2 separate regions of the Homo sapiens genome follow, and region 1 is linked to region 2. Evidence: chromatin contacts called from ENCODE Hi-C or POLR2A ChIA-PET data. All regions are on one chromosome and are shown on one strand. Each heading gives the region's core, a stretch centred on a gene start or an enhancer-like site at or near the end of the contact. The rest is flanking DNA. Distances are from core to core; before and after follow the strand shown. Region 1 has its middle 29 kb from the start of EZH2. Region 2 overlaps LOC124901766 (a long non-coding RNA gene).

The links. Hi-C counts contacts between places; a loop is a spot of excess contacts on that map. ChIA-PET counts read pairs that join two places held with the same protein, here RNA polymerase II (POLR2A). Pooled maps may share reads with other maps.
Region 1: a map with no recorded cell type shows a loop between it and region 2 (7-fold over the local background). The contact joins two enhancer-like sites. A Hi-C loop is called at or near these places in 3 of 37 single-sample maps with no recorded cell type and 9 of 50 pooled maps. POLR2A ChIA-PET finds 5 or more read pairs at or near these places in 3 of 52 experiments (HEK293, PC-9 and activated CD4-positive, alpha-beta T cell).

What each region holds. Positions count from the first base shown.
Region 1 is chr7:148,911,756-148,915,069 of GRCh38, forward strand. No RefSeq gene overlaps it. Among named protein-coding and RNA genes, the nearest start is that of EZH2, 29 kb to the left of the region's middle. Within about 2 kb of position 1,441, at least 4 of the 41 ENCODE cell types and tissues checked have a DNase peak (open chromatin) inside an H3K27ac peak, as active enhancers do; they include PC-9, where a contact is called at or near this core.
Region 2 is chr7:148,562,981-148,566,425 of GRCh38, forward strand. All of the region lies in intron 2 of LOC124901766 (a long non-coding RNA gene), which reads right to left. Among named protein-coding and RNA genes, the nearest start is that of C7orf33, 26 kb to the right of the region's middle. RefSeq lists an enhancer at 1,414-1,553. Within about 2 kb of position 1,756, at least 3 of the 41 ENCODE cell types and tissues checked have a DNase peak (open chromatin) inside an H3K27ac peak, as active enhancers do; they include PC-9, where a contact is called at or near this core.

The DNA.
Region 1 (3,314 bases), core at 191-2,690, 350 kb after region 2:
TCTCTACTTCCTGCCTCTTTGGAGTGACACTGCCATGCTTTGATAATTCCACACCACAGAGAGGCCATGAGCTGGTCCACACCCTAGCTGAGCCCCCAGCCAGTGACGGCATCAACTGCAGCCATGTGAGTGCATCATCTTGGATGCAGCCCTGTTGAGCCTTCAGGTGATGCCAGCTCCAGCCACTCTCTGCAGTACCCTGAGTGAGAAGGACTCCAGTGAGCCCAGTCAACCCAACAGAGACATGAGAGGTGTATTTGTTTGCTGGAGCTGCTATAACAAGGTATCACGCTGTGTGGCTTAAAACAGCACGATTTCATTGTGTTACAGTTCTAAAGGCTAACAGTCTAAAATCAAGGTGTTGGCAGGACCATGCTCTTTCTGAGGGCTCTAGGGGAGGACCCTTTTTTCGTCTGTTGCAGCTTCTGGTAGCCCCGGGCATTCCCTAGTTTGTGGCAGCATCACTCCAATCTCTGCCTCAATCTTCATGTGGCCGTCTTCTCCCTGTGTCCAAATTTCCCTCTTCTTATAATGACATCAGTCATACTGGATTAGCACCCCCACCCCCCAATGACTTCATCTTAATTTGATTACATCACAAAGACCCTATTTCCAAATAAGGTCCCCTTCACAGATACAGTAGTGGAGGTCAGGGCCTCAACATGTCGTTTTGGGGGATACAATTCAATCTATAATGAGAGATCATGGTATAATGAATTGTTGTCTCTCCATTTTGGAGAAGTTCATGATGTAACAGAAGAAGCCAGTACACTGGCTGACATTCCTCCAGTGCATACCTGGTCATGCCAGGGACACAAGCTGGATGTCTAAGGGTGCTTAAATCATAGCTGCCAGTCTATGATTTAAAAGTGCAGGTTACTGAAACATATTGCTCAGAAGTTTGCGTGACTTGGTTTTCATATAGAGTTGTGTGTTGTTTTTTTTTTATAAGGTGTTCTGTTCATTAATCTCTGTGTAATTTTTTTTTTAATTCAAGATCTTTACTCTAAACCTGTTCTCTATAAAGAGCAATGGCCGGGAGTCAGAGGATGTGTGTCTGTCCCTGACTAACTGCATGATCTCAGGCAAATCCAAGTCTCTCTCGGGATTAGCTTCGTTCATTCAGCACCTTTTTACTAGAATCCTGAAATACGTTTGAGGTGAAACGGGATTTAGGGGTTCATACAGCCCAGCCCCTAACTTTACAGATCAGGAAGCTGAGCCCTGGGGAAGTTAAGGGGCCTGCCTGGTCCTCAACCGGTTGTATTCTGATAGTATTCACCTGTAAAATGTGTTTGGAACACAGTTTCTCAAAGGTTCTTTCCAATTGTTAAACTGAATTTGATTCTTAAACTGTGGATCTGTATTTTACCCATTTCAAATTAAAAGAAAGATACTACATTCGATTCAGCTGAATGCATTTCTGAGGCTCAGAAATTATGACTGCAAAATCATGTCACCACAATTTCCTTTACTTTGATGCTTATGAATTAGGAAGCCAGTGAATAGAAAGTTTCATCAAACCATCAAAAGCTAAAATGATTTATTTCTGTACTTTCAGTGTTCATGACTTTGAAGGTTCTGTTTTTACTAATCTTAGCAATGTCTTCATACTTTTAAAAGCCCCCAAAATACCTGGTTATGGCAAAGTTGAGTCACAGGGCTCATGTGCAATAAAGCTCAGCCCTGGAAAGTGTACCCATGCCTGGTTTAATAGCAAAAGGTAATATGAGACTAACATACCAAAAAAGGGTGAGTGTTCACTCGTAAGTCATCTCCTGTGAAATAGGAAGAAATCTTAAATGTCGTTTGGATATGTGTTGGGGTTGTTTCTTTGAAACATACATCTGATTCGTTCTCCAATTATGCCTGGTCCCAGAGTCTAAGGCTTTAACAATCTGCAGGAACATTTATGTGAATGAATTGCTTTTAGAAATGAAAGGCACATTGTATAAGATATAAGATAGTGACATAAGCATGTGCGGGGTAAAAAGACATTTTTATAGTGTATCATGGGAAGTCTTGGATAACTGGGATTAACATGCAGGGTTTAAGACCGTTATGTTCTGCCATGGTAGCAAAACCTGATAATACGAATTAAAATGAACAATCGTAAAATGCAAACATGTTTGCCACATAATCAGGGCGTAAGATCAATCATGTTGGCTCTGCTTGTTGAGTATCTGTGTCAGGAGCCCACATGGAAACAGAAAGGAATGATTCTTTGTTCCTGGGCAGAGGAATAGCTTCTGCCACTCTGTTCCCAAATCTTTGTTAAATTATTTGTTGATGGTTCATCTCCTCGTCTAGGCTGTGAGTGTCTGTGGGAGAGAAACTGTCTTAATTCTCTTCATTATCAGGGCCTGCCTGCACCTTGTGTACTAAAGGTGGCCAAGAGCCATATCTCCAGGCCCTGCCTGGCAGCAGAAGCAGTGGCGGGACTGCGATGGGAGAGGTGGCTGCAATCCTGGGGGGCTTGAGACAGACAGATTCTGCCCCCAGAAAGCTACCGGTAGTTAACAGGTGTGTTCTGTAGCCATACCTCTCCCCACCCAGCCCTGTCTTCGGTGCAATGCCGTTCATGCCTCGGTGCTGTCCAGGGAAGCTCTGGCCTCAGTGGCTGCAAGTCCTCAGCTTCCCGCAGCCTCCCCCGCAGCACCTGCTGCGGACTCAGACAAACCAAGAGCACTGAGTTTTCGGAGATTGAGAGCATGACTCACACATTCCAATTATGACACAGAGGGAAGTATTCTCAAGAAAGAGAGCTAGGGAAGTAAAGACTTTATTGGGCCCCTGTTTGGGCACACTACCATGTGGCCCCCTCTGGTGCCACCTGCCAAGGGCCTTTCCCCGCTGATGGGAGGGTCTGCCCCTGGCCTTGCCCAGGCATTTCTGCACCTCCTCCACTGAGGCCAGCATTCCAGCTGGGCCCACAGCCACCCTTCACCCCTCTCCCAGTTCCTAGAACAGGAACACGCTGTTGTGGTTCCCTGCAGCAAGTCAGGTGCCAGGTGCATGGGCCCCACTGCTCCGGGTCTGGACAGGAAGGCAAGGACCAGCTGGACAGTTACTTTTTAAGGTGAAGGTGGAATTTGTTGGGTGACATCCCCCCAGTAGTTCCTGCCAATGCCTGAGCTGACTGCACTGTGGCTACCTTATAACTCAGACTAGAAGCTCCTTTGTGAATCGTCTTTTCCCCTCCTCCCTGATCATTTTTATTTAATACCCGTGAACAAATGGGAGCCTAGTTCTGCTTTTCTTTTTTTTTTTTTTCTTTTTTTTTTTGAGATGGAGTCTGGAGTGCAGTGGTGCAA
Region 2 (3,445 bases), core at 506-3,005:
CAGGCCCCTCCTCCAACATCTGAGGATTACAGTTTGAGATGAGATTTGGGTGGGGACACAAACCATATCACCATTCTGTTCCCCCTCCTCGGTCTGCTAAACATGAAGACTTAGAGGATGAAGACTTTTATGATGATCCACTCCCAGTTTTCTTTCTATTATTATTATTTTTTTTTTGAGACAGGGTCTTTCTCTATTGCCCAGGCTGGAGTACAGTGGCACTGATCACAGCTCACTGCAGCCTTGACCTCCCAGCCTCAATCAATCCTCCTGCCTCAGCCTCCTGAGTAGCTGAGACTACAGGCACACACCATCACATACAGCTAATTTTTGTATTTTTTGCAGAGATAGGGTTTCACCATGTTGCCCAAGCTGGTCTTGAACTCCTGGGATCTAGCAATCTACCTGCCTTGGCCCCCCAAAGTGCTGGGATCACAGGTGTCAGCCACTGTACCCAGCAGTGATTTTCTTAATATTTTATCATCTCTATCTTACTTTATTGTAAGAATATAGCATATAATACATATAATGTACAAAATATTTGTTAATCAACTGTTTATGTTATCCTTCAGGCTTCCAGTCAACAGTAAGCTATTAGTAGTTAAGTTGTGGAGGAGTCAAAACTTATGCTTGAATTTTTGACTGTGCAGGGGGAAGGGGGGTGTCAGTGCCCCTAAGCAAGAATCAACTGTATGCCCAAGAGATTCTGTTCTCCTTAACAAAACCCTGCCCTCAAGGAAAACTACCTTACCAGAGCCCAGCCCCTTTGGGTTTTACCAGAGTCTAATCAACCTGAGGGAAGGGAAATACCCAACTCCAGCCCCATCTCACCTTCCTGTCTTGCCTGAAGGGGAGAGGGAGGGCAAAGGGGTGCTGAGAAGACAACCCGGGGGCACAGGCTCACTAAAAGGCCAAGGCCTAATCCTAAAGGGATAGAACACCTCCCCTCCCCGACACCTTCCCATCACATCAGCAGGAGATTACAGCTGAAAGAATTACAAGCCTCAGACCCTATTTAGGAAAAAGTCCCAGAGGAAACCCAAAGACAATAGGAGAGACAAAAATAAGAGTATCAGAGATTATTTTAACCTCTGACATGTCCAACTAGAAGCAAACAGCAAACAGCCACTTTCTAGCCAGAGTTTCATAAAACTGAAAGTCCCAGTTCCTACCTCAGTTCCTTGTACCTGATACATCATAACTGGGTATCATCAAAAAAATTACGAGGCATGTTAAAAAGCAAAAAACACAGTCAGAAAAGACAAATCAGTCTCCCCAAGCATTCGGGGAGCAGAGTTTTTAAGGACAACTTGGTGGGTGGGAGGAAGCCAGTGAGCCAGGAGTGCTGATTGGCCAGGGATGAAATCACAGGGAGTCGAAGCTCTCTTCTTGTGCTGAGTCAGTTTCCAGGTGGGGCCACAAGATCAGATGAGTCAGTTTACCAATCTTGGTGGTGCCAGCTGATCCATCAAGTGCCGGGTCTGCAGAATATCTCAAGCACTGATCTTAGGAGCAGCTTAGGGAGGGTCAGAATCTTGTAGTCTCCAGCTGCATGACTCCTAAACCATAATTTCTAATCTTGTGGCTAATGTTAGTTCTACAAAGGCAATCTAGTCCCCAGGCAAGAAGGAGATCTGCTTTGGGAAAGGGCTGTTATCATCTTTGTCTTAAACTACAAACTAAGTTTCTCCTAAAGTTAGTTCAGCCTTTGCCCAGGAACAAACAAGGACAGCTTGGAGGTTAGAAGCAAGAGGAAGTCGATTAAGTTAGATCTCTTTCACTGTCTGAGTCATAATTTTGCAAAGGCAGTTTCAGTTTTGGAGCTATTTATGAAATGCTGATGGTTGCCAACAATGGAACAATATTCTCTTCCTATGGACTTCATGATCTAAATTGTTAAGCTTTCTCAGAGGTGGATAACAGTACGGGAGAGGCCATAATGGCATTCAATTATATTTTTTAGAAAAAAATTAGCAGTCCAAAATTAACAGAAACAAATTTTGCTTTACCAATAATAAACAACATTTCCTTTACAGAAAACATTAAAGAAATACAAATGTCAAAATATGTTCAGGTACCTTCTAACAAATTTTCAACCGTTATTAATCACAGATTAATCATAGATTGTTATCACTCTGGTTTCCCCTGCAGTTTTAAAATAAACCTTTAACTCTTCCTCCTAATTACTGGTGCTTCATGGTTTGAAAACCTGAGCCTTGAAAATGTTCCTAGAAAGCTTTTTGAGATATAATTTTTAATTACATATTTTTTATCATAAATAGAATGGTTTTGTATACATCTAGAATGTATGTGAAGACATTAAGAAGACTTAAATCATCTGTTGTTATTGACTTTTGACAATCAGACATTCCTATTCAGTTAGGTGAGCTTAGTTCTTGACTACAACCTGGTCAGCTGCATTTTTCTGCAAGAAAGAGAAACTGGATTTCACTCCACAACGCTGTCTTTCTCCTGCAGCCTGGATTATGCTGGAAAAGTCACAATAGAGTCACGATGCATAACCATAGGCCTCATGCCTCCCTTTCTTATAAGAAGGCACCAAAGTTAACTTTTCAAAAGGTTAAAAATGTAATTTATGTATAAGGTAGAGAATGAATGCATGTCAAAAAATTTTTTTTCTACCCATTAATAAGAGAACTAGCAAGATGGCAAAACTGGCTCAAGGAACATTTGAGGAAATGGATATTTATAGGTATTTGAGAAAAGAATGTTAGTGACTACTATTTTTTTTTTTTTTTTTTTAGACAGAGCTCGCTTGCCACCCAGGTTAGAGTGCAGTGGCATGATCTCAGCTCAGTGCAACCTCCACCTTCCAGGTTCAAGTAATTCTCCTGCCTCAGCCTCCGAAGTAGTGGGGATTACAGGCATGTACCACCACATCCAGCTAATTTTTTGTATTTTTAGTAAAGACAGGGTTTCACCATGTTGGCCAGGCTGGTCTCAAACTCTTGACCTTAGGTGTTCCGCCCATCTTGACCTCCCAAAGTGCTGGGATTACAGGTGTAAGCCACTGCACCCAGGCAGTGACTACTATTTATAATGCAGTAACTTGGATGGGATCTTGGAACAGAGAAAGGACATTAGGAAATCTGAATAAAGTATGGGCTTTAGTTAATAATAATATATCAATGTTCGTCAGTTGTGACAAATGCACCATATTAACATAAGCTTAATAATAGGAAAAAGTGGGGATGAGGCAAGTAGCAACCCTCTGTACCATAAGAGTTAAAGAAAAAGGAAAGAAACATGAAACGTGCTTAACAGTCAAAGATAGGTTTATTTTTGTGGAAAAAAACCTGAGAGGGGCTTCTGGCCAATTTCAGTCAGGAGCACCCTCTCTTACAGACTAAGAGTATATATTGGTTTTAGGGTGAGGGGGTTTATCACAAGCTTGGAATATGTTCGTGTAGGGGAGAAGTTTATG